Linked DNA regions of Mus musculus: region 2 is linked to region 1. The links are chromatin loops, found by intact Hi-C in ENCODE. Cell type or tissue: left cerebral cortex. All regions are shown on one strand. Each heading gives the region's core, and the rest is flanking DNA. Links, peaks and the distances in the headings are about the cores only.

Evidence for each region. A loop is a pair of places that touch in the nucleus more often than their neighbours do. Peaks named below come from ENCODE experiments on the same cell type or tissue, not always from the same donor. Only the 100,000 strongest peaks of a DNase experiment are listed, where the experiment ranks them.
Region 2: a loop joins it to region 1, with 6 times the contacts of the local background. A loop is called at or near these places in 7 of 42 quality-filtered maps.

What each region holds. Positions count from the first base shown.
Region 1 is chr19:59,935,615-59,951,230 of GRCm38, reverse strand. Rab11fip2 (RAB11 family interacting protein 2 (class I)) reads left to right here and starts at 7,867. Exons shown (of 6, transcript NM_001033172.3): 1 at 7,867-8,583; 2 at 13,801-14,243; 3 at 15,157-15,616. The coding sequence starts at 8,231. In left cerebral cortex, for the core only: a CTCF peak has its summit at 7,880; DNase peaks (open chromatin) are centred at 7,537, 7,790, 8,323 and 11,275; H3K4me3 peaks cover 1,900 bases; H3K27ac peaks cover 1,406 bases.
Region 2 is chr19:60,219,995-60,235,610 of GRCm38, reverse strand. It overlaps Fam204a (family with sequence similarity 204, member A), which reads left to right and starts at 8,910. Exons shown (of 8, transcript NM_001358273.1): 1 at 8,910-8,967; 2 at 14,307-14,557; 3 at 15,034-15,121; 4 at 15,251-15,281; 5 at 15,472-15,571. The coding sequence starts at 14,315. In left cerebral cortex, for the core only: no CTCF peak of the experiment used is centred there; DNase peaks (open chromatin) are centred at 8,596 and 8,913; H3K4me3 peaks cover 1,641 bases; H3K27ac peaks cover 618 bases.

The sequences.
Region 1 (15,616 bases), core at 4,718-12,717:
CCCATCTGCAGACACCAAACCCAGACACTATTGCTGATGCCAAGAAGCACTTGCTGACAGGAACCTAGTATAGCTGTTCCATGAGAGGCTATTCCAGAGCCTGACCGATACACAGATGCAGATGCTCGCAGTCAACCATAGGACTGAGCATGGGGACCCCAAGGGAAAAGTTAGGGGAAGAACTGAAGGAGCTGAAGGGCTTTACAACTCCACAGGAAGAACAACACTATCAACCAACCAGACCTCCCAGAACTTCCAGGGACTAAACCACCACCAAAGAGTGAGTACACATGGAAGGACCCATGGCTCCAGCTGCATATGTAGCAGAGGATGGCCTTACCTGGCATCAATGGGAGGGGAGGCCCTTGGTCCTGTGGAGGCACAAGGGGACAGACACTAGAGTGGTGAGGTGGGACTGGGGCGTGGTGGTGAGGGGGGAGGCATAGGGGAGGGGAGGTGGGAAGAAGTGTGGAGGGGAAACTGGGAAGGGGGACATTTGAAATGTAAACCAAAAAAAAAAAAAAAAGTAAGGTATCCAAAAAAAAAAAAAAAAAAAAGTGGTATGTAGCTGTTGCCCTACATGAATACAAATGAAGATTCAGTTTCCTTCACCTTATCCTCCAGGGAACAAAAACTAAGATTCACGTCAGGGCTGAAGCTGAGGGAGGCTCAGGGAAAAGCCCAACAGATGCCATCCCCATTGTTGCCCTGACAAACCAAGTCACAGGTAAAAGGAATCCCATCATAGTCTTTGTTCAGGTCCCAGCCTGAAGTACCCTTTATGCCAATCTGTGGGGGTCCTTGCCAGTGTCATGGCCAGCAGGGAAATGCTCCACAAAGAGGCAAGAAGGAACATTCAGTTCAGCCCAACTTAGTCAGCGCCAGACCAAACTTTGGGAGTCTGATGCCAGAGGTTTACTGCCAGCATATTTAAACACAATTTAAGTACAATTTGAAAGAATAGTTTCCTGGTGCAATGCAATCCTAAGTGCACAAAGAGGCGCAACAACATTGAAACTCACCTCAGAGTACCTGTCATTTCTTCCAAGAAGATGAGGTCTAAAAACAGGCTACCTGTATTAACTAAAGATCCTAGAGAAGGATCTGATGTGGTCTGCACCATACAGAGGTCTTTTGTGCTATTAGCCACTCCTGGCCCTGGTTGTGGTTGCTGGATATGGCCATGCAGATTAGCAAGCTTTAACCACCCTCAATGTCTAGACTTTATCCATTGTATTCTCTGCCCCACCCCTTTTTAAAAGACTGGATCTTACATTGAATTCTAGACTGGCCTTGAACTCACGCCCTGTTAAGCACAAGCGGAACTCATGGTGTTTACAGTTCTTCTGCCTTGGCCTTCACATTACTCTGGCCTTTACCTCTTTCTTATTGTCTACCTTGAAATGGGAGAATAGGAACTGACTCTTTTGTCCAAATCGGCTTGGCTTTCCGTACCCTTTCCTTTTCTGAGGATCTAAGTGTTGCTCACCTCGCACTTGCCTGAAACCAGAAGGTCACAAGAGACTGCCAATTACTAGGAATGAGAAAGGCATAGATGGTGAAAGCTGTTATCAACTCATTACCAGCCTTATAACCACATGAGCTTGTTACGGCATGTGTTTCCAAGAAGTCACTGGGTTTGCCCTCCCAGAATAAATTTAAATTTAGCCTCGTTTTATAGTGTTTTCTTTGGTTTTGCAACAGACATCAGTTTCAGCTCATCACAGAGATTTATCTCCATATCCGCTGAATTATTTTTTCTTCTGTAAGTGCCTTCCCTTATAAGATTGAGTAGGCTTTGATATAGTTTGAATGATGGCAATCTAGGATTTTCTTGCTTTTTAAATCTGTTCAACTTGTATCATTTTAAGCAAACATTGACGCTTGAAGAAAATGTGTGAATACTAATGCATACATACTTAATAGATACAAACCTGAACCGTGATAAAATTTCATAGTTAATAAATTCTTTTTGTTTATAAAAGACTTTTCCATCTGGCACTGTTCTCAGCTCTGTAACACATGTTTAATGCTGATTGAGGTGATGGATCTGCTTTGATCTCCTGAATGAAAACCCAACAGTTGTCTACAAAAGAGGGCCGGTTAGCATTTCATCTTTTTTTTTTTTTTTTTTTTTTTTTTTTTTGTCACGGGAGTAAAAATGGTTAGTGAAGGCCTGGATGGCTCTTTTTCCACAGATAATGTCCATTAATACCCTTGAGTCTCTCTGCCATTTATGGACAACAAACACCATGGATTGCCGCTTTCTGAGGGTTGCAAATCAGTCACTTATCTTTGTCTTTGTGCTCACACTAAAGCAGAGTTAGGCCCTGGCATCACATCGAGGATGCTCAGGTAATGTTTACAGCCAATTGAGGTACAAGAGTTGTTGAAAAGGCATGGAGAGCCTGCTTTCCAAGTGCACTGTTACATCTTGAGATAAACAACACTGCAGACGGTCTTGTGCTTAACCTTAGCTCTCCAGGCGGCTGTGATCCTTCTGATCGATACAAAATGACTGTAGTGGAAGTTTTCGATGGTCCTTTTCCATATTACAGTTAATATGTGCTTCAAAGGTGATAAGTTCATGCCCTAAGCTGAAATATGTTTGTTTTCAAATATTCAGATGGACTAGGTCATTGTTCAGCTTAGTTGAACATTGCTTCAGAAGAGATGGTTTAAAATCTGGCCTTGGGACAAGAAAAGTTTGACTCAAAATAACATCTCTCCATCCTTGGATTTGCATAAAAAATCATAAAATAAAAGAAATAAGATGAAACAAAACAAATGCATTTAAAGATTCAGTAAATAGAAATGCAGACACAACCTATTGGGTGAGAAACAAAGACATCATATATTTTTGAGAGTAGCCTGACAGTTAAATATTCTCCAGACTAACTCAGAGTCTAGAAATATTATACATTCCATGCAGATCTTTAAATTTTTTTTTTACAAAGCACAAGGACAAATAAACCAATGTTTTCAAATTTGTGTGTGTGTTCGTGTGTGTGTGTGCACTTATGTGCTGTACATGTGGAGGCCAGAGGACAACTTTATGAAGTTGGCTCTTTCCTGTCACCGTTATTAGGTTCCAGGGATTGATCTTAGCTCATCCGGCATGCACAGCAACTGCTTTACTCACTGAGCCTCCTTGCCAGTGAGGACAGTGGGTTAAAGTCGCTTTAATAATAATAATCATTCAGTAATAACCGAGATTCCAATCATTGCTGACCTCTATCTAAACCAAGTGAGAGGTAACACTGGGAAGACTGAACACTTTAAGATGAGTCATCACGGGACAGCTGAGATTAGAGGAGAGAGAACTTAAGAGCAACAATTCTTACTTTTCAGAAAGCAGGACTTTGAGAATCCTGAGATTAGAAGGTGCTTTCAAAGCTTAGGTGGAATTTTTTCTTTGCTTGTTTTAAAAACAAAAAAACAAAAAAAAACCAGGTCTACCTACAGCTTGTGGGTTTGTAGAACCAGGTGTATGACTCAGCTCTTCTGATTGGTTGGCCTATGGGCTTTTAATCGTCACTCACAAAACTCATTCTTATTAAAGAAGAGGTATTAGGGGCAAGTATGATGGGAAGATGGCAGAGGTGTCTGTCCACAAGACAGATGATCTAATTCATTCCCCAGGACCCATGTGGAGGAAGAAGAGAATCAGCTCTTGCAAGTTGTCCTCTGACCTCCACTTGGGTGCTGTGGTATTTTTCCCATCTGATAACTAATTAAATAACTAAATGAATATATTTTCAAAAGAGAGGTATTATTACAAAAAAAACCCCTACTCTCTGTGCATGCTCATAAGGAGACAATTTGTACATCTACAAACCGTTGTTTATGATAGCTAAAAATTGGAAACAATTTCAATGTTCCTTGGAAGGACAAAAGATCAAATGGGGTTTATTCATCTTGTCCAATACCATATAGCAGTTGTCATGAATACATTCCTGTTATATGAATTCATATGCATCTATTTGGTTGAGGGAACAAAGGTTGTCTGACATAATATTATGAGACCATAATCAAGAAATGGAAAATCTTTTACATGAAACGTCCTTATGTGCAAATGTGTGCTCTGCTTCACAATTTCTTGCCCTCCCCAGCATCTCTTCATAGTTCAAAGAAGCTGCCGATAACAGAAGTTATACTGATGGCTATAAGGGAACTGTTCAAGGCTTTTCAAGCCACTTGCCCTGTGTGTAATTTCTTCCAAATCTTGAGCTGTTTGGTGTCGATTTCCTCAAGAAGGGCCAATTAATTAGAGTTACATTTGCTTCCTTTCTCTGATCATTAATTGCTTTCATTTGGGGGAAGAGAATACACAGGACATCTTGAGATATATACATACATATATACATATCTATTCCTTCCAAATTAGGGGATCCATCATTAATAAATTACATAAAAAGGAAATCTGCTTTAGTATATTTTCTGTACCCAATTAGGTAATTAAAATGCAATTTGCTTCTTCGTGCTACAGTTGGACTAGTTGGAATCAGGACTGGGAGGAGATGCCCTGGTGTTTGTTAGGACAGACTCTGATTTTACAGATGGCTAAAAGAAGGAAATTTTCTTCCTAAAGATACATAGCCAGCAATACGCAAACATGGGATTCAGAGCCAGGCTTCTGGCCCAGGCTTTGTACGCTACATAACATATTGCCTCTCATGTATCACAGTCTAAGTCCTCACGACTCCACAGGACTGATTAATCAGTGCAGTGATGAAAATGAAACAAACAACCTCTCAAATCCCCGACACTAGTCCTTGCGAGTCCTTGTTAGGCTTCGATGTGCCAAATAATTTCTTACTTAAAGTAAAGCGCTCGCATTCAGTGAGTGTCTGTATCTGAAGTTTGAAGGTCTTAACAATACCCTGGAAAAGGTTTTTGCTTCTCTTTAGCGTCTCCATCTCCATCTGGAAAACAATTAACACACCACCCATTACATAATGCATGCTAAAGCATTAACACGCTGGACCCAGTGGACTATTTAAATACTGAGTGTTCATAATTGTCCTACAGGAGAGCCACAAGATGCGAGCTTAGAGATGTGGATGTTCAATGGGAAAGCCTTCCAACGTGCTAGGAATAAACTCCCTTGTGGAGCTGTCTTGAAAGGCGCAGTACCTGCTGTTTTCATCCATGGAATCTTGTGAGCTGTGCATGTGGTGGACAATTGTGATCACTTTAACTTTCTGGTCAAATTTTTCTCACCGAATCAAGTGTTTACAATATAAAATCAGAATTCTCAACCTTTTCCTCCTCTAAAATATGTCCTTTACCCCCACTGCCTTGTTTTTAGAATTGCATTAAAGATTTCTGGACATATCATTACTAATAACAAAAAAGAAAAAGAAATTTAAAAATAAGTAGCTGTCTTCCATTTTGGGGTTTTCTGTATTCACTCATATGATCTTCCCAACTTTAAAAATAACTACACATACACTTTAAAAGTGGTAAAAATCATTTTTAAAACTTACAAAAACCTGAACACTTTAGTAGAGCACTTTGATCTCAGGTCTTATATAAATATTATTTTTTCATATGAGCCAATCATATTCTTGGCTTAGCCGACATGCTTTTATATTCTGAATGTAGTGATGCAATAAAAAGGAATCACTCTAGGAAATTGCTTCTTTTTTATAATGCAATTCTAGACTTTCTTTGGCTCTTATGGTTTGTGTGTTCATTTGGTTCCCATGAGCAAAAAGATGCTATTTTCTTATTCAGACTTAAAACTATTATGTCACGAATTCCTATCTTGCTACTCAGCAATATTAAACAATTTTGGCTCTAGCTAAGTTTTGAAAAAACTCAAATGTAGGTGTGATAAAAGAGAGGACAATATCAATTGTCAGTGCTTGAATTTAGAGCATTTTCTGCATTGTGTTGGAGCCTGTTATTGCGTTGCTGTGGACTGCTGTAGCCAACTTCCACCCTAGAAATGGCTGCATTTCAACAATGAGGGGAATGATACTTGTAAACAAGTTTATAACCATTAATAAAGCTTAGCAAACACTGTAAGTGCTTTAAAAACACAATCCATTATTATAATTGCCTATTGTTTAATTACAACCTCTAATAGAAATGTGAAACCTTTGAAATGCAGTTTATAAAACTAGGCTTAAATTGGATGTCAAAACACTTATTTTGTTTCTCTACAAGTTTCAGGTGTCATATTATTTCTCTCTAGAGATGCTGGTGAAATTCCACCACTGACTGCTCCAATGTACTCTTTACAAATCCCTGAAAATATTTTTTCTTTAGAGTTGACAACTGCCCGCTCTGGGATCCAGATGCTATGTGCACAGTGAGATGATTTTGTTCTGCTTTGCACACATGGCCTTTTCAAACACTGTCTCCCCGGGATGGAAACTCAGCTCTCCCCGGGATGGAAACTCAGCTTGTATAACAGAAGTTCTAAAACTTGCCCGATAATAATAAACCCAATACCTTACAGTTTATGACCATTTTAAGTTGGATAAAGCACATTCCTATCTATCATATTTATTCTCAAAATTAGTCCCATAAAGGGAGAAAAGCATTTAGTCAGTCAACAGATTGGTTAGCATGTCTGTTTAATGCTTAGTTCTCTAAAGTCCTTCAGGGATGTCTAATCTTTTGACATTGCTTGGAGAGCTGTTGTCTGTCTGCAAAGTTCTCCCTGAAGAAAAGCACAATGCAGTTAAATACTCTCATAGCATTTAAGGTTGGGTTTGGCCTCATTCATAGCTATTGTTGGCCGCAGGTTGGATGTGCTGCCAGGAAGTGCAGTCCAAAGAGCTTCAGAATTTTCCTAGGCAGACATGGACAGAAATAAAGTCAACAGAGGTAGTATGCATCTCCTGAGACTGAAAAGCAGAGACAGTACTCCTGTCCTCTCTGGCCATGAAGTTGGGGTTTGGATTCCTGGAGGACTTGACAGTGAGCGCTCAGGGAATGCTTTTGACTTGGACGCCATACACACAACTTAGAAAGGGGGAAAAAAGACTAAATAGTTCCGTAGAATTATGGTGGCAGGCATGGGGGCCTGGTCTTCTGACGCCATCCCAAAGCGTCTATGATCTTTATTAAGCAAGGGAATCTTTATTAAGCAAGAGAATCTTTATTAAGCTTTGGAATCTATCTGCATCCTTTGCTTTTGGTCTGTGCTCAGGAGGAGGTCCCTTTAGTCAGTTGAAGGTTTCCTCTTCAAGACGATGGAGAACGGTTGGACGAAGTCTGAACTGTCACTCAAGAAGAACTACCACCATTAAAGGACACCAGCGCCCAGCTAGGACTGAACACACAGCTGGAACAGATTTCTGCCTTCCAAGATGGAAACCGGTTCTCTCCCAATAGCGGGCGGTGTATAGGGCCCAGTGCCGCCTCCCAGAACCCCTTGTCGGCCTCTGCGGGCTCACAGTTCCCCAGCCCGCTGCAACCGACAGGTTGGAACCTCAGCACCCACCGTCCAGCGCGCGCATCCCAGCCTCCGCGTCCCGCACCGCGCGCCCCGTCGTCAAGGCAACCAGGGAGGCGCTGACCCCCAACCCCGCCCGGCCCCGCCCCTCGCGCAGCCCCACTCAACATGGAGACGGCCAACCCGGAAGTGGCGCGGCCGCCGCGCGCCGGGCGCTAGGAGCCGCGGGTTGCTGGCCAGGCCTCACCCGGTGACACCGCCCGGCCTCGGTTTGCCACCCGCGCTCCGCGTCCCTCCGACACCGGTCCAGGTCGGCCGCTTCCGCCCCGCTCGCCCAGGCCTGCGCCACTCTTGGGGGGGAGGAGCCGAGGCGAGGCCGCGCGGGCGGGCGGAGGGAGCCAGGCCCCACGGCCGTCGACGGTTCGTATCAGCCGGGTCGGAGGAGGAGCCGGGCCGCGCGGGGCGGAGGCCGGGCCCTAGGGGCGCAGGTTTCAGGATAGCGGCGAAGCGGGGCGCGGGGCTGCGCGCGGAGGCCCGGAAGGCGCGGAGGTGATGTGGGCCCCTGTGCTTCTACGGAAGAAAGGGACCCCAGCAGCGGCGGCGGCCTCCCTACCGGTCCTCCTGACAGCAGCCCTTAGGGACCTCGCGGCAGCCCTGACTGCCCAGCTCACTGAAGTGCTCTTAAGGATGCAGTGATCAGGGTACGGGGCTCTCCCCGCGGGAGGGGCTCTGCCTGCGCTTCTGAACTCTGCGCAGAGAAAACAAAACAACAACAACAAAAAACAAAACCGAAAAACAAAACAAAACAAAAAACCCAGAATGATGCTGTCTGAGCAAGCCCAAAAGTGGTTTCCAACCCACGTGCAGGTCACAGTGCTCCAAGCTAAAGATCTGAAGCCAAAAGGCAAAAGTGGTACCAATGACACATACACCATAATTCAGTTGGGCAAAGAGAAGTATTCTACATCTGTAGCAGAGAAAACCCTGGAGCCGGTCTGGAAGGAGGAGGCCTCCTTTGAGCTGCCTGGGTTGCTCATGCAGGGTAGTCCGGAGAAATACATTCTTTTTCTTATAGTGATGCACAGGTCCCTGGTGGGACTGGATAAGTTTTTAGGGCAGGTGGCAATCAATCTCAATGACATCTTTGAGGACAAACAAAGAAGGAAAACAGAGTAAGTTATATAATTTATTTTGAATTTTGGGTACTTAAAGATATATGGATTTACTGTTCTTGAACATAGTATATTTGAGGCATTGGTCTTTGGGATTGAAATAGGATCCAGTATTAAGCACTTCTCTTTGCATGACTTTGAAGGGAAATAGCCTTTACTCTGATTTTTTTTTTAATGGAGTGATTAGTAAACCATTTTTTTTTCTCATTTCTGTGTGAGGTTAAGAGCTCTTAGTGGAATATTTTGCACTGGGTTTTAATACTTTTTATAAGAGGCCTAGAGCATGAACTAGAAAACCAGAAAATTAAATATATGCGTACCATTAGGTCTATGTTTGTTGAGCACTGTTAAAAAAATAAATTACTAGTAAAGGGTGTCAAAAGATAAGTTACTAGGTTTAGAACTCTTTATTTCAGCATTGGAAACAGTTGGCCTTATTTTTGCTCCACCAGTTTTCAGGGTCAGTACTTCTTGATAGGGTAGAAAGTTGTTAAAAGAACAAAAGTTTTGGAAGTCTGCACAGACATCTTCAGTCTTGAGCCCACTGACATTTTCCCTTTGAATTTACAGTATAGTGGAGCTATTGTTTACTGAAGAATTAGTTCAGCAAAGCTGTTGTGTAAGATCAGAGACAGTGATTACAGTCTTGTGATGCAGTGATTTAATGACTTCTTCGATGAAAACATGGCTTTTGAAATTGAACTTTCTAGCCTAAGTTAGATATACTTAATTTAAGAAATCAAAATTCAAATCAACACTAGGATGTTATGTGCTAAGTTGAAACAAGTAGCATCTTTGGAAAGGTAGGTCTGCTGTCCTGCTTTTAGCTTACATGCTTGTACACGCTTACCTTACACGCAGAGCTTGTAATGGGCCTGAAGGCTCATTGAGATGGCTGGAGTTTGTGAAAAGAGGGCTGAGGGAACTCATCAGAGGACTGCACTTTTCCCAAGTAGCTTAAAAAAAAAAAAGAACAAAACCCAGTCCTGATGCATGTTCATCTACCTACCCTTTAGAGCACTATTTTTGCAATGATAACTTTAAGCTCACATTAATTTCTTACAAGTATAGTGATCTTTTATCTGTCTTTATTTCCTTTGTAAAACCTGCCAGCAAACTTCATTTAATAAGAATTGTTTTTGTTTTGAATAAAGTCTTTACCTAAGATTTAGTGTATGTAAGAAAAAATACTAGAAATGCAAGAAGAAAAAAAATAGGTAAATATTCAATGAGGATGGGGGGAGGAGAAGAAGTTTAAGTTGTATATTTAATGATTTTTAAATTTCCTGATACTTAATAGCATGTTATTTCTTCTGAGGGATTCTTCATCAGATTTAAAATGAAAAAATGAATAATAACCAAATAATTTGTCCCAAATTGTCACTATGAAATGATCTAGTGTATACCCTTTAAAGTGTTTTGACTGTGAGGTTTTGAGCATCTACAGTTTCAAAATTTTTTGCCGTGCTTTAAAAAGTGCTTTTAATATTAATGGTAATATACTGCAGACCACTCGAACGTAAATTCCCAAATTTAAGTAGGCCCAAGTGTAGATCCAAAGATGCTGAGAACGAAGTAGCCCTTTAAAAATTTCTTGTTTTATTTCCGCCTTTGGCAGCTTTGCAGTTACAATAAACTAGACCATGAACAATACTCTAACAGTGTAGTCTGTCTATAAAATCAAGGACAGCTTTTGGAAGGGAGATGCTTTGAAATGCTATCAACAGGGTTTGCGATGTTACTGCACACAAAGAGATTTTCATGTTATTAAACCCTTATTGTTTTGTGCGGGTGACTAAATGGGAACTGTGTATTTGATGAGGTATCTTTATTGGTAATATTTCTAGATTTTTAATATATTTAATAGCTTCCTTTTTCCAACCCAGCTGCACATGTGGCACAGTAAGAGACAGACTTGAGCCACCAGTGTATTAAAAGAAAGGTATTTAATATGCTGCGCATTGCTAGCCCTTGTCAGCATATTCCCAAGTGTTTTTTGGAAAAGTGGAATGAGTGATGAAGGCTACCAGCTGATTGAGATGTCCTACGAAACTGCTGGGTGTGAAGCTTTGTATTTTTGACAGTGAAAACGACAAGTGTTTACATCAAGTTGTGTCATAAGAGGCAAAAAGTATCATGCTTAAAACTATTATTTTAACCTATTTTCTACTTTGAATATATGTGTGTGTGTGTGTGTGTGTGTGTGTAATATATATAATTTTATTATTTCTTTTTAAAGGAGGGGTTTGGGGAGGCCCCAAGCCAAATCCTTTGAGCACAAAGAGAACTTTTGCATTAGCCTTCTTTAATAGATGTCTGGGTTGGTTCTGGCATGAGATTTAAGCAAATAACACAGTGTTTAATAATAGAATGGGAAAATCATTGATGCTGTTATGTAATATCCATTGATTTTGTTTTAACAATCCAAATAGGTGATGTTCTTTTTCTTTCAATGCTCTCAAAAATTAATAATAGAGAATCTAGACTTAGATGAGACTCACACATATATAGATGTGTTTGTGTGTCTGTGTGCGCGCGCGTGCGCACACACGTGTGTATTGCACCTGCCTCCTGGCCTCTGGCCTCCTTATTGCCAGGCTTGTCCCATTTCTGACCACACAGCACCAATTGCTTGGGAATCATTCCCACATGTGTGGTAGTTTGGACATGGACCTGTGCCCACTGAAAATTGAACAGAAGCCATATACCATTTCAGCCTAGCACTCCAGAGGTGGAAAGGAATCGGCATTAATCCAACAACTCCCAAGTGCTGTGTCTTCATTTGTCCCTTTGAAGCCTGGGAAAACAAACACTATTTCAGGATTCTTGATGTTCTCATTAAGATCGGTTTCAAAACAGAACAGCTAAAGTTACTTGTCAGGCTACTCTATAAATCAGTGTGTTTATCAGAGTTCTTTGCAGGATTTTGTTTTGGTTGTTGTTTTTATGGGGGAGGGGAGGAAAATTAATATTTTTTACACTTTGATTCAAATGTATTGTTGCTTTATTCTTTAAAGCTTGCATAGGTGTTCAGGGTTTCCTACTAAAACTAAAATGTTACAGAGCACTCATGTTTGGAGCTGAATCTTGCTGATTTTATGAAGATGGTTTAGAAATAAAGAAGTGAGTTTTTAGTGTAAAACACTCTGTCCTAAAGGAGTTTGTGCTCTCTCTTCACCTCCACCTCTCCCTCTCCCACTCCCTCTCCCTCTCCCTCTCTCTCTCCCTTTCCCCCAACCCCCTCTCTGAGAGAAGGAGAGGAGAGTGTGGACTCCCCTTTCTACCTCCGTGCTTTCTGGTTAAATACAGAGTTCTGTAATGTGTGGCAGCCATGTGGCCAACCTTATTAACACATGTGCTTCATGAGTAAGGAAGAGTTTCTATTTCCCTGCAGATGTTTCTCATCAGCTTTAGATGTTTTCCTCATTGGCTCCCATCTGACTTGGGGAAATGGCTTGCCTTCTCCTTGCCTCAGTTTCTTCATCACCAAAGTAAGAGTGTTGACGACATAATTCATGGGTTCTTATTTCAAATACTAAATTTTGGCCATCTTCACCCAGATCCATTTTGGGATATATTTTCTTCCAATTGGCTTTTATCAAGTTGTTATAAACTCTACATATCCTTTTTTTATTGTTGTTGCTTGTTCGGGGAGGCATGTGAATTTATACAAAGAGCGTTTGCTTATTTTCCATATAGATTTTTGAGTATTTCTCAGGTATCACCCATCAGAAGTATCTCTCAGGCCATTGAAAATGGCTGTTTCCCAAATCCCTAAGTTGATGCTGAGGTGTTTGGCTTTGTGTCACTTGGAGGTGTTCTGAGAACTCATGTTTTTATTGTTTGCTGGTCTCCATTCCACAGTTCATGACTGTCATTTCTTACTTGTAAGCCTGGTTAGATTTATCTCCTAACTTTTTCTTAGTCTAGGGTCATAAAATATTCATTCTCTGATAAAATATTCTGTGGTAAGAAAATGCTTGTTTTGGCATCAGTATGATATTTCTTAATTGATCGAATCATTTCAGTTTATCAAAGAAACATGCCACCATCATGGGGCTGATATAGATTGTGCACCAGCTGTCTGTCTCTCTTGTATGCCCCTCCTTCACTTGATGTATAGTAAATCTTTTAGCTATCCTGTTGGCAAACAAAAAGAAGTGATATAAAATCTGGTCAGAGTTGACCTGAGGCTAAGATAACTCTCTACACTAGAGAGACTAGATCTGTATTTAAATAACAGCATGTCTCCATAACAGGCCTCAGACCCCATCACTTTCACTCAGATGTGAAAGCATTGTGGCTGCATGCTGCAGGTGTGGGTTGTTTCTCCTGTAGAGTAACTACCTGTGGCATCATCAACTAGAGAATTTCATGTGGATAAAAATACTGTAAGCAAAACCAAAACAAGCCCTGCTTCTTATATAGTTCACTTAAAAATTGGCAGCATGATGCAAGAAGTGCCTGAAAGCTGGGATCTGGTTTTGTTTGTAAAGTCCTTTTTATTTCACAGTCAATAGCTTTCTGTCAGGAATCACTTGAGCTTTTTATTCTTTGAAAACTTCACAAGATTTATTGTTTATCGCTTCTTACATTTTACTAATTTTACATAGTCAGGAAAAGGGTTAGATCCATTTTATATAAACATAAGTAACGGTACTTATTTAACAAACTATGTACTATCCTCATTAATAAAATTAATAAAATAATAAAGTTCTTTTATTACTTATATAAATTATATTTTTGGATAGGGACTAAATATTTTGTTCAAATGTCATCATTATTTGTCATTTTATGGTACTCAGAAATAATTAGAAGTAATGAATTATTTTCAAAGTTTCTGGCTCAGTATCTTTGAATGTTAAGCATGTCCTTAGGCCATTAGTAACACTTGTCCTATATAGAAGCATAATTAGCTATTGTTGATAAGAATTTTTGATGATGAATTTTGAATTATGAGGGGAAGGTTTATCTAAAATGCTTCCCATCCCCTCCACAGACTCACGCCTGTGGTGTGTGTCACTCTGCAGAAATCAGACCATTTGTTGGCTTGATTTGCTTTCTTTTTAAACAGCGAGTAAAACTAGAAACCTATAGCTGACTGGTTTTCATTCAGTTTGTAGACAGATGTGTGGTCACTTTACTTAAATGCTGCCTGGATATAATGCTCACTGCCATCATTACTTGTTACAACCAACTTTTTTTCTTCTTTTTAAGGTGGTTTAGATTAGAATCCAAACAAGGAAAAAGAATAAAAAACAGGGGTGAGATAAAGGTCAATATTCAATTTATGAGGAACAACATGACAGCAAGCATGTTTGACTTGTCAATGAAGGACAAGACGAGATCACCTTTTGCAAAATTAAAAGATAAGATGAAAGGGAGGAAAAGCGACGGGGTGTTTTCTGATACGTCCTCTGCCATCGTTCCGAGCACTCACATGCCTGATGCCAATCCTGAGTTTTCAAGTGGTGAAATGCAGATGAAATCCAAACCAAAAAAGCCTTTTCTTTTGGGTCCTCAGCGGCTCTCTTCTGCCCATTCGATGTCTGATTTAACTGGGTCCCACTTATCTTCTGAGAAGCTGAAGTCCAGCACTGTGGGTCCAACACATCTTCTCAGTCGCCAGATAGATTCCTTTGGAGTTGTTCCAGAAAGTGGTAAGTGGTGCCATATTTCCTTTCTTCCTCTCTCCTATTTTATGTAGTGTAACTTCTAAAGATAGAAAATGAAAAGTAGTGTTTCTAAAGCCAGTCATTGATTGTTTGAGTACCTCCCAACACCTAATTGATAGATTCACCGGAGACATGCTTGCTTGTATCTATATTTTTGTTGTATGTGGTAGAGAAATGAATCCTAGCCTTCTTTTGTGGCCTGGCCTCTTTTTTCTGTTATCATTTCTCCATTTCAAAAGCTTGCAGCGGGAAATGTTTGGCAAAGTGCTTGCCTTGAAAGCATGAGGATCTGAGGAGTTCCTTAGACACCCAAATGCACACTGAGACAGTAAGGCAGGAATGGAGGAGGTAGAGACAGGTGCATGTCCGGGGCTCCCTGGCCAGTCAGCCAAGACCACTTGGGAAATTCCATACCAGTAAGAGATTTTGTCTCAAAACCAAGATGGGTAGTTCTTGAGGAATGACAGTGTTGGTTGACCTCTGGCCTCCACGCATATCCATGGACACACCAAAGAGGAAAAAGAGCCTGTAGCATATATTCCATTCCATACAAGTGTTTCTAGAAAAATTTCTATATTCAGAGGAAACAAAATTGGATTCTAATGGTGGAAAAGTTTAAGACTTTTCAGTATGATTGTGAGAGCAGGCCCTTTGGATGGATTTTACACTTTTCTCATGTGATCGGTTCTGAGCCAAAGAAGATAGTAATATAATTGTCTAAAAATATAGTATCATAGCACATCTACTTATAATACCCCTTACCTAATTTTAAGATTGTTTTGATTATTTTGAGGGTTGATATCTTGTTAATTGCTCTCATTCTGAAGCAGCAGAATGTATCAGATAGTGTAACAGCATATGTCACCCATCACCTACTAATGGGAAAAAATGTTTGTAGGAAGTCTCAAGTCTCCACACAGACGAACACTAAGCTTTGATACTTCTAAATTGAACCAACCTGGCAGCATTGTGGATGAAGGTGAACACTCTTTTGGAAGACAGAGTGACCCATTTACAAATGTGACTGCTTCATTACCCCAAAAATTTGCAACACTGCCAAGGAAGAAGAATCCATTTGAAGAAAGCAGTGAGCCATGGGACAGCAGCATGAATTTATTCTCAAAACCAATTGAAGTCAGGAAAGAAAGTAAGAGAGAGAAAAGGGAGAAGGTGAGCCTCTTTGAAAGAGTGACTGGCAAGAGAGATAGCAGGAGACCTGACAAGCTGAACAATGGTGGATCTGATAGCCCATGTGACTTGAAATCACCTAGTGCTTTTAGTGAAAACCGGCAGGACTATTTTGAATATGAGTCAACTAACCCGTTTACAGCAAAATTCAGGGCTTCAACTATAATGCC
Region 2 (15,616 bases), core at 4,515-12,514, 280 kb before region 1:
GCTGGTACATTTGGTTCCGCCAAATTAACTTCCTGATTGTGGTAACCAACCAACGTTCTTTGAAGGAAAGTACTGTAATCCAGAGTTTCTGCCACACATCATTCACAATTTCCGAGATAGAATTCAAATCATTTGTGGTAACAGATTGGATAGAAAGGCATTTTGGAGAACATTTAAAGTGAACATTAAAGTGAACTTCTGGGGGTATTGTGAGGGTGTTTCCAGAGAAGAGCAACTACCTGCATTCTGGGTAGGTGTTAGAGTTTCCTATTGTATTGCTGCTATAAAATACTATGACCAGAGCAACTTAAGGCTGATGACTGCTGTGAGTGAGGAATGTTCCTATAAATGCATATATTTGAATACTTGGCCACTAATTGGTGGTGCTTTGGGGGAAGTTATAGAATTCTGAAAAGATGCAGCCTTACTGGAAAAAGCACATGGGTGGGGGCGGCGGGCTTTGAGAATTTATAGCATCATTCTACTTCCTGTTCTATCTCAGTCTCTTCCCTCCTCCTCCTCCTCCTCCTCCTCCTCCTCCTCCTTCTCCTCCTCCTCCTCCTCCTGCTCCTCCTCCTCCTCCTCCTCCTCCTCCTCATCTCTCTGTCTCTCTCTCTCTCTTTGTCTTCGTCTCTGTCTTTATTTCCCTCTTCCCCCTCACTCCATCTCCCCTCTCTCTCCCTCCCTCTTCCCATGTATGGATGAAAATGTAACCAGCCAGCTTCCTGCCTCTGCTGGCATACCATGCCTTATTCACCATTATGAACATCTCTGGAACCATAAACCAAAACAAACTTCCTTCCTTAAATTGCTCTGGTCATAGTATTTTATAGCAGCAATACAAAAGGAAACTCTAACACCCACCCAGAATGCAGGTAGTTTTAAATTGTCACCGGGCTGCAGATAAACGGAGGAGAAAAAAGAAACCTTGTAGCGAGGGAGTCTTTCCTGTCTCTGCTTCCTGGCAACCATGATTTGATCTGCCAGACACACCTCGCCATGATGAGCTGAAATATGCTATGAAGTCATGAGCAAAATAAAATTTCCTCTTTTTAGGGTGTATCTATCTTGTATTGACAGAAAAACTAGATGGTAAATATCTTCACCTGTTGAGACATTTTGCTGAGACAAAACATTTTCAATATAAAAACCAACAAATAGTAATTCCAAGATTATTTCAATGTTTGAATTAAATGAGCAATTATTTTTTTAGGGTAGAAAGGACTGTAAGACAATGAAAAGATAAGAAACCTCCACTGAGAGATAAATAATACAAAGGGACAAATTAGGGAGTTCCAGTCTCAACAACGTTGCTATCAATTCTCAAACTAATCTACAAATATGACATATATTCAACCAAAATCTCCACAGTTGCTTTATAGAAATTTCAAAATTCTCAAATTTGTATAAAAAAGAAAACGAAGATGATCAAAACTATTTTGAAACAACAAAAATGGTTGTAAGGCTCACACTACTTTGTTTCAATGTATTATAGTGCAACTGTAATCAAGATTGGTATGGTATTGGAGGTGAGGCAAATCAATAGAACCGAATTTAAGGTCTAGAATATATATTTACATTTCATATTATTAACTTGATCTTCAATAAAGATACAAAGCAGCTTGAATGGAGACATTTAAAAAAATCTTGCTGGGACAACTGGAGATGAGGGTGCCAGAGACTGAGCTTCGAGTTCTACTATATAGGAATATTATAACTGACCCAAATGGTTCATGAATCTAAAACCCGACAATATAAAAAAAATCTATAAATGAAACAGAAAAAAATCTTTATAACCTTGAATAAGGCAAAAACTTCTTTTATTACACACACACACACACACACACACACACACACACACACACACACACACACACAAACACCCTAATTCCACAAAAGAAAAATATCAGGAAATTGAAATTCATAAATTTAAAATACAGCCTTTGAAACCCAGTGTAAAAATCACAACCCAAAGCCATAGATGTTATAAAGCACTAGTGATCTTAAAATTAATGTCATTCTTAGATATTCCTACATACAAACAGGTTAGACTGTTCTGTCTGGCCCCAAACTGTAAAGCAATAGGTGCTCCTTGTATATTGCTGATCGCTGATGGGGAATGCACAGTGAAATGTTCACTTAGCAAAAAGCTTGACAATTCCTTCAATAGTTAGGCTCATCATACAGTCCCCAAACCACTTATGCAGGGGTATTACCTATGAGAAAGTGAAATCTTTATTCACATCACTCACAATCTACACAGAGTGTTTCTTAGCATTTTTTCACTGTTACTGCTAAAAACTCCAAAATGGTCCAAGTAGTCATCAACTGGTGAATAGATAAATGATGTGATTCCTACTCAGGGACTGCTACTTAGCAACGAAATACATACGGAAACTTTGATGATCCTCGCCCATGTTAAGCTAAATAAAATAGGTCAGAACAAATAATCTACTGCTATTTGCTTTTATTTGTATGAATCTATTCAGGAAATGTCAAACTATAAGATACTTCGGCTGTTTATAGGAGCTGTGAGGTAGAAAGTTTTTCAATATAGAGGAGACAGAGGGAACCACTACCCATGTCCTTACTATGGTAGTGTTTATGTGACTACATACATACTTTAAAACTCACAGTTTATAATAGGAGGTGCGTGTGTAATTATATCTTAGTGTTAACTTTGAGAAAAATGAGGAGAAATAAAAACATTTTCAGATAATAGAAAAATCAAGAGACTCTGGTGCCTACGGACTTACTCTATATGAAAGCTAAAGGAAACTCTTTAGAGTAGAGATAAATGAAAGCAGATGTAAACATTTGTCTAGGGGATGAGTATTGATGGTTGCAAATGATATGTGTCTGTGTGTGCATAAATGAGCATATATGCATGTACTGATATAATTTATAAAGATTTGGGGGAGGTAGGTAAAAAAACTTCCTTAGATCATAGTTTATATCAGTATTTTCATATGACAAGAAACTAACACATAAAATAGTTTGAAAAGCTTTCTAAGACAGAGTATAGCAAGAGTGAGGTTATATGAGATCACTTGGGATACCCTCAATTTAGCAAATATGGTTTCTTCAGTAGAGGTAGTATTCTGGCTGACCTGATTCTCGGGGCTTAGAAGACAATACCACATCACAATGCAAACAAAACAATTAACAACCTGTAAATCAGACATGATTTTCCTTCCCCTGATACTTTCAATAGTACAGACTTTGAAAAAGATTCTGAATGGGTCTTCTGGCCACACACAAGAATTTTTTTTCATTAAACATTTACAGCTTTTTACAAAAGGTAGGTCCTTTCACCCCCCATGCTTGTAAGGTTGTTAGAATCCTAGGAAGAGTGTTTTATGAGTCACTGGAAAGATGGTGGAGAACAAGCTACACTGGAGTTATCTGATAGGTTTCCAGATAGTATGCCTATACTTAGCTGATCCCTTCCTCTGAGAAAGCAATTTGTCGTATTTTCATATGACAAGAAACTAACACATAAAATAGTTTGAAAAGCTTTCTAAGACAGAGTATAGCAAGAGTGAGGTTATATGAGATCACTTGGGATACCCTCAATTTAGCAAATATGGTTTCTTCAGTAGAGTTAGTATTCTGGCTGAGAAAGCAAAACTGGCAATCACTATGGATTATGAAAATACAAGGACACTCAGAGAGTACTTTATAGATTATTTTTAATAGCACCAGGAAAATATATTGACTCAGTCCCCAAGAGTCCTAGGAGGAGACCATTTGCATGGACATTAGTCATTTGATACAGCTTTATTGTGGTTTAGAACTAATCAGGGATATAGTCCTATAGAGAGCTGGGAAAGCGATAAGGGGAGGTGTAAGAGTGACTGAAGTCCTGTGTTGTTTGACATGGGCGTGGCCATGTCAAGTACCAAAGCCTTAGACTGTAAGAAATTGGCAAATTCATAGTGGGGTCTAAGTACAAGTGTTCACAAAGGATTGTCTAGCATATGCAAGTATAAGTGTTTACAACTCATCAATGTGTACATATCTAGTACCTGCAATTTCCTCCTCCTGCATGTTTACTCTCTAAGACTGTTGCCTACAGAGACCCACCTACTAAAACTAGCTAAGTCCTCCCCTCTGGGCTTAGAAAATAAGCAGACTGAGATTGGGTTGCTGCAGTAATTAGTACCATTCCATGACAGTGCATACAGACCACTGATCCAGCTTCTCTGTGTCCCTATGTCTGTCACTTCTTTAGTGTCTGCCTTTCCCCTCACCCCCTCATTATCCCTAATCAGATCAAGATACCAAGCCATGGAGATCACCATATGGTACAGGAGATAGAAAGCAGCTCGTATCTGGTAAACAGCTGACAATGGAGGGTGTTTGGCTGTCACGTTTAGTTAATGACGTTTTATAATTTATATGACTAGAAGAAACGCGTTCACAGTTACAATGAAATGCAAACTAGAGTGGAAGGCAATAAAAAAAATGAAGGGTGAAATATTTAAGTTGGTGTTCAAAATCCCCCTAACCCTCTGTTCCATGGACTTATCTAGGTGCTAGTAGTTCTTTTGAAATGGTCTTCTAGCAAAGTATGTTGCTTCACATAGCTCCAAGTCTACCTTTCAAATGCACAAGGTTATTTAACATTCACCAAAATCCTATAAATCCTTCCACTGAATCCACTAGAGCTTGAACATTTGTCTTTGGAAAAGCTCCAAGTCTAGCCCAAGAATATTTTTTGAGATAGGGTCTCCGCTATTCATCCCGAGATGATTGTGGACTTGCAATATTTCTTCCTCCACCTTCCAGTTTCTAAGGTTGCAGGTGTGCATCGCCATGCCCAGTGCTAAGCTGATTTCTTAGGTTTTCACTAAGTCGTGTTATCCCAGGAACTCACTGTTTGTTCACAGATGTTCCTAAGTCATAGTCTCCATTTCACTTTAATACACTTTCATTCACCCCTGCCAAGATTTTAACAAGCCTGCTCATGTACTTCTGTATCCTCAAACTTTAGACAGAGATGACATTGGACATACAGCAAAAACCAGAAAGGTGCTAACAGTGTAATGCAATCTGTCAACATTCATGAGCTCCTTGGTGTTTATGTATCAGAAAACTACTTATTGACAAGGTCTCATATACCAGGCTTCCTATTATACTTGATACACATTGCTTCCCATAGAGAGATGAAGCGGGTCATGGAGTGTCTTTTAAAGTGAAAGTGTTAAGAAGAAGAGGGAGAGACTAACAGATTTCAGTGCATCAAACCAGGGATGACTGAAGGCTGCTGATAGGCTGGGATCACTCACCACTGTATGGCAATAGGAAAGGAGATAGAAATCTCACTGGCTATGTCATTACACTGATCATTTCAGATGTTTACACTTTTGACTGTTCTGTGCTGGGATTTCTAAGAAACCTCTTCTTATGAGGCAGTATATAATAGATGGGGGAAGCAGAAACTCAGGGTCCAGCATGTCCATTGTGTCGATTGTTAACTTTGTATGCCTTATCTTGTTTCTGTACATCACTGGATGTATGGCTTAGACAATTTACCTCAACTCTTATCTATACATTCCTACCTCATAGGGCTGTGTAAGATACTAAAGGCAAAATATAAACATACACAAGTACTCCTTAAACTTCCCTCTTCTGTTGTCTTTCCCCATTAGACCTGAAGAATTTGAAAGTATTAGACATGAACAATAAGTAAAAGGTGCTTCTTGGTATAAGGAATACCCTATATTACAGAACATTTCTTTCCTCAGATGTCAGTTCTTGCAGATATTATAGTGTTGGTTGTTAATTGTATTCTTGAAAGGCTTAACATTGTTTATAAATGTTTTTCTCTGAAAAATGTAGAAAAGAAAACCAGATAAATTGTTATTTCTCGATCATGATGGATAGCAACATAATTATGAGATTTAGAACTCCCTGGTTTCAATTTCTCTACATAAGTCAGGAGACCATATTTTTGCAATTTTGAAAAAGAAGTACTTTGTATAGAGGAAAGTTAATTATTCTTTCTCAGTTTCAGCAAGAATCACATTTATTACATGTTCAACAAAGTAGTATTCATTTTATCCAAATGAGAAATAGTTGAGGGACTTCATTATATTTGGAGAACATTTCCATCAATCAGAGATTTAGCAGCTACCAAAAAGAATTCCACAATTCATCTTTTATATCATGGGTGTGACTTTTAATCTCTGTACTAAAAATATTAAATATGAGGGAAAACTGTTCATAAACCGTAATGTTCCTTGGCAGAGAAAAACCGCTTTGTGTTTTTGAAGATATGAGAAATTTAAATGAAACTTACATGCTTGAAATTAGTGCCAGATGCAATGCAATTCCAGCACAATTCACTAGCTGCATGGCATAGTTCACCATGATTTACTAAAGAAGTATTCAACAAATCTACGTTTCACTGAAATCTCAAAAATACAAGTATTTCATTCATAAAACACATGGCTTGGCAGGTTTCCAGAGTAGGAATTTTCTGGAGGGAAGATAAATTTATTGATTAAAATAAATCAAATCACTGATGGTTTCCTTAGAAAATTTGCAAAACATAATATGCAGAAGTTGACAGCTTCACGTCTTGAGCCAGAACAAAAATCCAAGATATGGCTTTTTGTTTATTATCAAACTTTATTAGTGTCATAAGCGGGTATTTAAGACATTTCATATTAACATTTGGAAAACATACATGTAATTATATATGTATATAAACGTATATATGCTAAGACTGTACATCTTTGGCATTTTTATTCCAGTTCTACCCAATGCACAATCACATGCAGTAAGTAATGAGCGTTCATGGATGGGATGAATGTAGAAAAAACTAGGGACTAATCATGCTAGCATTATTTCTTTCTACCCCATGCTATAGCTTCTTCCCTGCCCCCTCACTATTCTGGTCACTCCTCTGCCTCTAGCAGTTGTTATGGAATAAATATAGTTTTCCCCCAAATCCATGTAGAAGCCTTAATCCATCACATAGTTATATCTGGAGATGGGATCTCTAAGTGAGTAACCAAAGTAAAATCAAAAGAATGTGTCTCTGACCTGGTCCCATTAGTATCCTTATGAGGGCTTCAGAGCACTCTCCTAAACTGTGTTTCAACTAGGTCATGTGAGCACACTGAGCTAGTAGCTGCTTACAAGCCAAGAGAAAAGACCATGTGCCAGACATTGCAGAATCCAGAGCTGGAGAAATGCATTGATTAAGATACCCAGTCTGTGGTATTTTGTTATAGCAACTCACAGCAAACTGACACAGCAATTACCTGCTCAATGCTGATAGTTATGCTTTTCCCTAGAATCAGGGAATGCTTGAAAGGAATCCTCCGTCATGCAAACTTATCAAATCATGATTCTAGAACACTACATCATAAACTTGCATATCTTCCAGAAGTTATTGGACAATGCATGGGTATAATGTATGTTTAAATATTAGGATTAAATATGTAATAATGATTAATCCATTCACATTATTGAATAGAGGCAAGAATTTTGTACATCACAATATTTTAAAAGGTTCTTGTTCATAATGTGAATAAGTGAAAATTACTGTAAGTTAAGCCATGTGTGCATTAAGTTTGGCCTACAACCAACTCCTTCCTTTGAAAAACTAAATAGCTTGAACTGCAGCTTCACTTAAGAGTATGTTAGTATTCTTATAACGTGTTGCTGAGTCTTAGTCAGTCATAGTAGTTGACTTTTAGCCAGTCAGTATGACAGCTGATCACACCATGTTTTTATAAGGTAAATACTAAGATATGACCAACCACAGTATTATATGTTTCTTTTTACCTTTTTTTAATTTACAAAGATTGCTTGCTCACTGATGGAACACTCTGAACTTTGACTGGGCCAGAGTCTATTCATGAAACAACTGTTTGTTCAAATCAATTCTGCAAAGTTTAATTTTTCATAAGTTTTTTTAAACTTGTTCAAGGCTTTGTATTTTGTATGTGCATGTGCCATATATGTGTTCTAATGCATGTGCATTAGGTCAGAAGACAACTCGAAAGTGTAGTTCCTTAGGGGTTGCCCACCTGTCTTTTGTGGTCACTGGCCTAGAGCTTGCCTCGTAGGCTAGTCTGCCTGTCTGCATCCACAGTGCTGGCTGCCATGCCTGGCTTTTAAAATACGGATTCTGAGGGTGGAATGAACTTAGGTTCTTACTGAGCTATCTCTCAGCCCTGTAGTTTCTTATATAACCATCACAAGAAAATAGAAACATAATCTGAGTACAGAACAGTACTTCAGAAAATGGAAGCATTTCTGAAGTGGTCCTACTTCATCCCCGTATCATCGCCTGGATTTACTGTTTTCACATGGTGAAAATTTCTGCTCTTTTCCTCATTTACACGCCGGTAAACCCCTCATCAGGACCTATACACTATGCCAGCCTGGTAAATCAACTTCTGAGTAGGGGGTGCTTAGCTGGATTTGATTCGGTCAACCAGACTGGAAAGTCCCTGGAGAACTGGAATCCGGTTGAGAATTGCATGAGGCCTGGAACACAGTGGACACTCAAATATACGCAAAAAGATAGGAAAGGCTGGGGAGAGGGGTGGCGAGGAAGCGAAGGAAGCAAAGCCTTCCTTGAAGAGATCATCTACAGTTCTCCATTGAACTCAGGTGGGCATCGAAGTCAGCATTTTCTTTAGCCAAGTTCACCAGCACAGGAAAGGAGCGAGGAAAGGACAAAACTTTAAAAAAAAATCGCTTGGTTAAAGTGAGGAAAAGGAGAAAAACAAACAAACAAACAAACAAACAAACAAACAAACAAAAAACAAAAACAAAACCTCAACAGGCTCCTCTTAGCAGAGGCGTTTAGGCAAGCCAGGCTGTTCCCTGGGCGACCATAGAGCCAGAACGGCCGCAGCCGATTGGCTGATCCGCCCGAGCCAATCAGAAGACACGATGTTGGCGGGGTTCTAAGATGGCCGCCGAGCCGCTGTTTCCTCCCTGGTAAGTTCGGCTTCGCGAGGCGCGACTTGGCGGCAGGATTCGCGGCGGCCTGTCGGGCTGTGTTCCGAGGCAGGGAGGGCGGCGCAGGAGTCGGGGCGGCTCGTCCTCGCAGATCTGCCGAAGCGGGCTTGGAAAACCCTGGGTTCGGGCGGGCGCCGCTGGGCTCCGGGGGCGTCGTGAGGTAGCCGTCCGGTCCCGGGCCAGCGAGGAGCGCGAAAGCCCACACAGCAACTGCGGCTGACCAGAGCGAGGTTCGCGGCTCGCCGCTCCGCCGGCGTCCCGATGCGAGTTCTGACGCGGCTGGAGAGCTGAAGGTGGTGCGGCCTCGCACCGGGTGAGTGCCGCCGAGTTCCAGGTTGTCCGTGCGGGAAGGGGTGTGCCTTTCAGAGCCACCCTCTCAGTCTTGAACTTTGTAAGTACTTGTACAGTGGCATGGATTGCGTGGTTTAAAATCTTTCCACACAAGTTAGAGAGGGTCCCGGGGGAAAGTGGGTTCCAAGCCTTGGCTGTAAACATTGTTTTAATTCAAACTCACCTATCCTTAAGATTAAAAATACAAAAAATAAATAACTTATTTGAAGTATATCTGAACTGAGGCCCCTGACTCCCCTCGGGTTTTCTGTGTCGTTTTAAGAAAAAGGAACACATTTTCTAACAATAAATAAGACATTTACATTAATGTTGATAATCTTAAGCCTAAAAGTGTGTCAGTTAACTAGTTCCAAAGTTCAGGAACTATTTATTATGCTCTTATAGGTTAGAGGATGGCGGTTATAATTATTTTACAAATAGGATTAAATTTAGATGTTTGTGATTATTTAAAATCGAATACATAAGACAGCCACTTGATGGAAATGCAGCTTAAATTCTGGCATAGTAGAGACAGAAAATTTGTTGGATGCGCAGATTTTATCCTTTGGGTATTGCTTGTAACCAGTTTTGTGGTCTAGAAATACATTTCTCAAATCTCTAAATGTGACTCTCAGTGTGTTACTTAGTATAATATCTCCCCTTTTTCATATGCAAAAAGTGCAGAAAAAATTATTAGTAAAATTTGCCTAGATTTGACCTGTCTCCCAAATCTTTGTCTCCAAGAATTCGCCACCAACTTTGCCCTCTAAAAGTTCATAATTTAAAGCTGTCAGGCGTAACTGGATCACAATGATTTTGGCCAGTTGTAGAAAGAGTTGCTGTTAGTTTCTAATGTGTGTTGTGATGAAGATTAGTGCCTGCCTCTTGGTTTGTGTGTGGTGTGTGACAGGTCTGCCTTCTTTTTCTCCTGCTGCTTGTCTGTCTTTTGTTGTAACTTGGTTTCCTGCCCCTTTTCAGTGGACCCTGTGCAGAGCCTCTGAAAACTGATCATCTAGTGAGGTAGAGGAGAGAAGCTGCGTTTATATTGATCAAAGAGTAAAGCAGCTCTGGTCATTTAGGACTCTGAGGCCATTAAGATCATAAACATTTTAAAGGTGTGTGTGAGACCATCGCACTGGTATTTGACCATACCTTCGTTTTAAAGCTTAGAAAGAACGAAAACCCAGGCAAATACAATGGCCTGCTCAGGATGGAAGTCATCTGACTTTCAAGACTATTTTTACCTCTATAACTAGTCTTCTACAGATCTGACACAAACTAGAACTTTTATAATTGGTATTTTTTTTATCTCTATGGTTTCTGTATCTCAAAAGATGGTATTTACTAAATCCTTTTTAATTTTAATTTTTTTTTTTTTTTTTTTTTTTTGTAGAGAATGAGGTGTATAGTCAACATCTCTGGTAACAGGTAAAGAATATACTTTACTGGATTTAGGGTTTCTCACCTAAAGGTAGATGATACTGTGCTACCAGGGGGAAAGTAAAATACTGGATTTAAAAAAAAACAAAAACTGATAATTAGCTTAGTGACTTTCAGTACTTTCATTATAAAACTTCTTAAGAATACATAGATTACCAGATGCTGAACCACTTTGTTCTAAATGCATTGCTTTCTGCCAGAGTCTGCTCAGTAATGGTTGTGGTTGTTTTTCGAGGGTAAAAGAAACCCTCTTTATTTAGACTTAGAAATTCAATTCATAGCAAATGATGTCTGCCCAGAACTAGAAGATATGTCCCACGTTGTACACAAAATAGTTTGTACATGGGAAAAGTCCTAACTGCAATGGTGAAGTGTTGGAAATGAAGAAGTGATATTTCAAACTTTAGAAAAAAGGAGAAATGTGGCTCATTTACATCTTCCTTGAGGATATGATTAAATTAAATACTGGGTTACAGGCTAAAAACTGAAAGCTTACAAGTTAATTCATTTTCTGTGCTATGGGCCTGGCTATAATCTACATAGAATTGAGTTTCTGTTTGTCTGGTATTCCACATCCTTTTAAAATGGCTGAGTGAATATTCTCAGAGACTAATCTAGGAATTTTAAAGACATATAACCTGAAAGGAATGAAAGAGACACTTCAAAGAATTAATCACCCTTCTGAGAATCCCAAACAGGAATAACAGGAGGCCAGATATGACACCAATTGGAAAATGTATGAATGACATGTATATGCAGAAAGACAGTGTCTTCAAACAGGAGCCCAAGGCAGAAATTACCAGTCAGCCTCTCCATACTGGCTAGTTTACAGTTGAGCTGCTGCTTAACTGGACCGCTGTGTTAGGCAAGCTCGTTACCAGCAGTTACCTGTGTTTATCTGCAGAAACCTTAATCTTCCTTACATCTGTTTTTGTTTTCCTTTTGTTTTGGGCCACCCCCTCCCTCAGTATCATGGGAAACTGATATGTGACTAAAGATTTTAAGGAACTGAGTTAAAAAGCAAACAAACAAACCTTATTTGAGTTTTGTAGTATGGATTTGGAGGATCTTTTAACTTTTCCTCTTTCTTCAGGTCCATTTAAGAAACTGTCAAACCAGGAAAATACCGTATCAGCATATTAAATGCTTTATCATCAGTCAATAAGAGTAATTTTGAGAAAGTTCAAAAAGCCGTGAAAACTGGGTAGCTGCCTGAAAACTGATGAGGAAATGATACCTTCTATAGGGTACCTGAGACCGCTCTCCTTGGGGAATCACATTTGAATGTCCAGAATATAGATTGTGAAACTCCAGATGTGCTCAAACAGCAGCCTGCCATGCTGTCTAAGGCCCAGGCCGAGTGACATTTCCATGCTGCGGTGCGGATTCTGGTCTGTGAAGCTCCTGGTTCTCCTTTGTGTACTTTGGTTCCTAGACTCTTGAGAGTATCTAGCGTGCAGTGAACTGCCATGGGCAGTTCTTCTATAGTAGGCCCCAGGCATGCTTAAAAAATGCCTGAAATTGTTAATTTTAACATCCTCAACTAGATAACGAACCTAAAGGTGATGCAGATGCTTCACTACGCTGTTCTCGCTGGCTCATTTCACAGTGTATCTCAAGACTTCATTCATCTTGTCTTTTAAAACCTAAGACCAAGCTTGGAGGAGATGCAGGTTTTATAAGTCAAAACACTTATAATTTGGGGGTCTCTACTTTGAGCTGAACTTATGTTCTGGATGGAAAGTTACACACTGTAGTTTAGAGCAAACCTTTATAAGTGAGAAACATTAATATTTGAGTTTCATTCATTGTCTGATTGTCTGCCTCTTATTTTACTGCTCTATTCAGAAGGCCAAGCACAAGGTTATTCAGAGAAGCTTCGTGTCAGACTGCAGATCAGGGTGGGGAACATGATTCGTATCAGTTGACAAATGAAACGCTTCAAATATTAGAAACTTCAGAGGTATCTTATGGGTTCTTCGTCCATACTAGGAGTGATAAAAATGCATTCATGGCCACAGAAATGATAGCAAGAACCACTGAACAGTTGGTTTTTTTTTTTTTCTTTTTGACGCACAGTTCAAATTTATTTATTTATTTTTTAAATTTTAACACTAAACGTTGAGCCCCTAGAGCCTCCTGAATGCTGTGGAGTACTGTATCTCATTTAATCCTCAGACGAACCAGTGTAATTATCCTGTGCCACAGATGAAGAAACTGAGGATCAGGGTTGTTAAGTAATTTCCTTCTTCCTCTAGAGGAACTGGAGTCAGGAGTCCAGTTGAGTCTTCTTAAAAAGCAAGAGAATGTTTCAGAAAGTCAAATACTGATAAACATATCCTAAAACACAAAAATACTGCTTCTTTGAATCTGAGGAGGTCCTTAAAAGAAATATGTAATTCAGAGTAATGCAGAGATCCTGATACCTGTGACCTGCAGAGAATGAGGAGACCCAGCAAGATAGCTTTCTGTTCTTCACTGATGATGAAATATGAGAAATGCAATCAATTTGGGCTCAGTTGTATGGAAAAAATAGGCTGTATTATGGAGATCAAATGAAACTTTGATAATCTTTGCACATGATTACACGAATTCTAAAAGTCATTTTCATGAAACTTAATGATTATACCATTGGGCAATACAGATAATGCCAAATACTATGTTAAACTTATTTCCCAAATACATACTATTGTTACTCAAGAGAGCTGTATGCTTGTTAAAATTTTAGATTTATATTTCATTTAATTTTACCAAACTGTAAAATTTAAAACTAGGATATATTCTTTTACCTCCACACTTTTAAAATTTTATTTAATTATATTTTTTTACATTTATATATGTGTATGGGTGTGGGTGTCCATGCCATAGCACATAGATAGAGGTCAAAAGACATCTTGCAGTTGTCTCTCACCTACCATGTGCGGTGGAACTCAGGTCGTCAGGGCTGATGACAAGTGCCTTTACTTGCTGAGCCATCTTGTTGGCACATACTGCTACACCTTTTAAAATACAGATGTACAACTTAGTTTTTTTTCTTTGTTTTCCTGCTTCTTAGACAACATGCCTTTTGAAAGTTATATATGCTTCAGTGTAGATGACACATCCACCTTTATTTTCTTTTATGGGCACAGTGAGAAACATGGTATTTTGAGCCTTAAATTAGTTGTGATGTTTCACGTGTATAATTGCAGCATTTAGGAGGCTGAAGCAGGAGGGTCTTCGGGAATTCTTGGCCTGCCTGGGCTCTAGAGTAAGGCCCTGTCTTAGTAAAAGAACAAAACAAAATAAAAATTTAAAACTACATTGTTTTAAGTTCCTACTGACATTCTTGAGCCATGAGTGCTTTACTGAGCGTCGTTTAGGCAGAAGAGTCCATACTTAAGAAAATCAGGGTTCTGTTTTATCCATTTTAGATTTTAAAGTTTAAATTGGCTGTCCTTAGGTCATTGGCAGACATATTGGTCTCCTGTGGTATCTGTTAGTGGTTTTAAAATAGTTTCCATGGCTACTCTTTGAGTTTGAATTCATCCTTCCCTTTCTCCTATTAGAAGAAAAGATGTGGAGTGGGCTGTTACCTCCTGGACTAAATGAAAGTGATGTTGAATCAGATTCTGAGGATGAAATCAAACTAGAGAACCCAGAACCTTCAGAACATAATTTACAGGAAGATGGAAAGACTGGCAGCAGTACGAAGCCAGCAGTGTCAGACTTCCCGACAGGCCAGCCAGAGACGGAGACAGAGGCTGATGCGGATGCATATGAGAAGTGTCCTTCTGGGATTCCCTTAAACATATGGAATGTAGGTTTCCCTTTGTGTGGTTAGGAAAGTATGCATGTTCATGTGTTCTCTGTGCTGTGGGCAAAGTATGTTGGGATATAACAGACAGTAGAGGGGCCTCAGAACAGATTCTACTGTTGGATACTAGTTTTATTTTACATAAGTAGAAGTAGTAAAACCTTCATAGGATTATCTACTTCATAGGATTATCTACCTAACATGATAAAGGAGTTTATTTCTTTATTTCTTCCTTTAATTATATGAGTTATTGAGCTTCATTCTCCACTATCAAACAGCTTATATCAAAACCAGTGAATGCCCCAATTCAGCTGAGAGTTGTGAGGACTAAAGTATTTCAAGAACAGAATTCCTTAGTTGGTGGCTTTAGAAATGGCAGAGCATAAGGATTTCTATTTAACATGTCTGTTCCTTTTTAAACTGTATGTTTATCTTCAGTCACACACACACACACACACATCTTTTCTCCTTTTACATAGAAATTTCAAGAATTGCATAAAAAAAATTCTGAACAGAAAAATTCAACGCCAAGATTCAGACAGAAAAAAAGAAAACGCTCCAAAAAAGGTGTTTATTTTTAAATTTAGATTGTTAGTTATGCTAACTCTTAAGTTGATTAATTGAATTAATTTCTTAAAACATGATTTTGAAATAATAGCTGCATAATTAAGTATTGACACTCTAAATTTCTTTTAGGCAAATTGAAGAATGAAAAGGAATCTCACAGGTAGGTAGATTTTAAAGTAGTTACTATTCAGCAGTGTTGTGGGATTTTCTAGATTGCTGCACTACTTACCTTTGGTAATGATCAGACATGAGAAGTAGTCATTGAAGTGTAATTATTGCAACCAGTTAAAAATAGACAAAGTAAAAAGAGCCATAATTTATGTACATAGAGTTAATTTATCTTCTTGCAGTGAGCAGTCCTCAAATGAGACCCAGTGGGAAGAGCTTACTCAGTATTTTGGAGCCAATGATAGATTTGAACCCCCTGTTAAACAGAAAAAAGTTGAGAAGGTAAGAACCTTTTATATTTATTATATTTTCCACCTTAGCTAACAG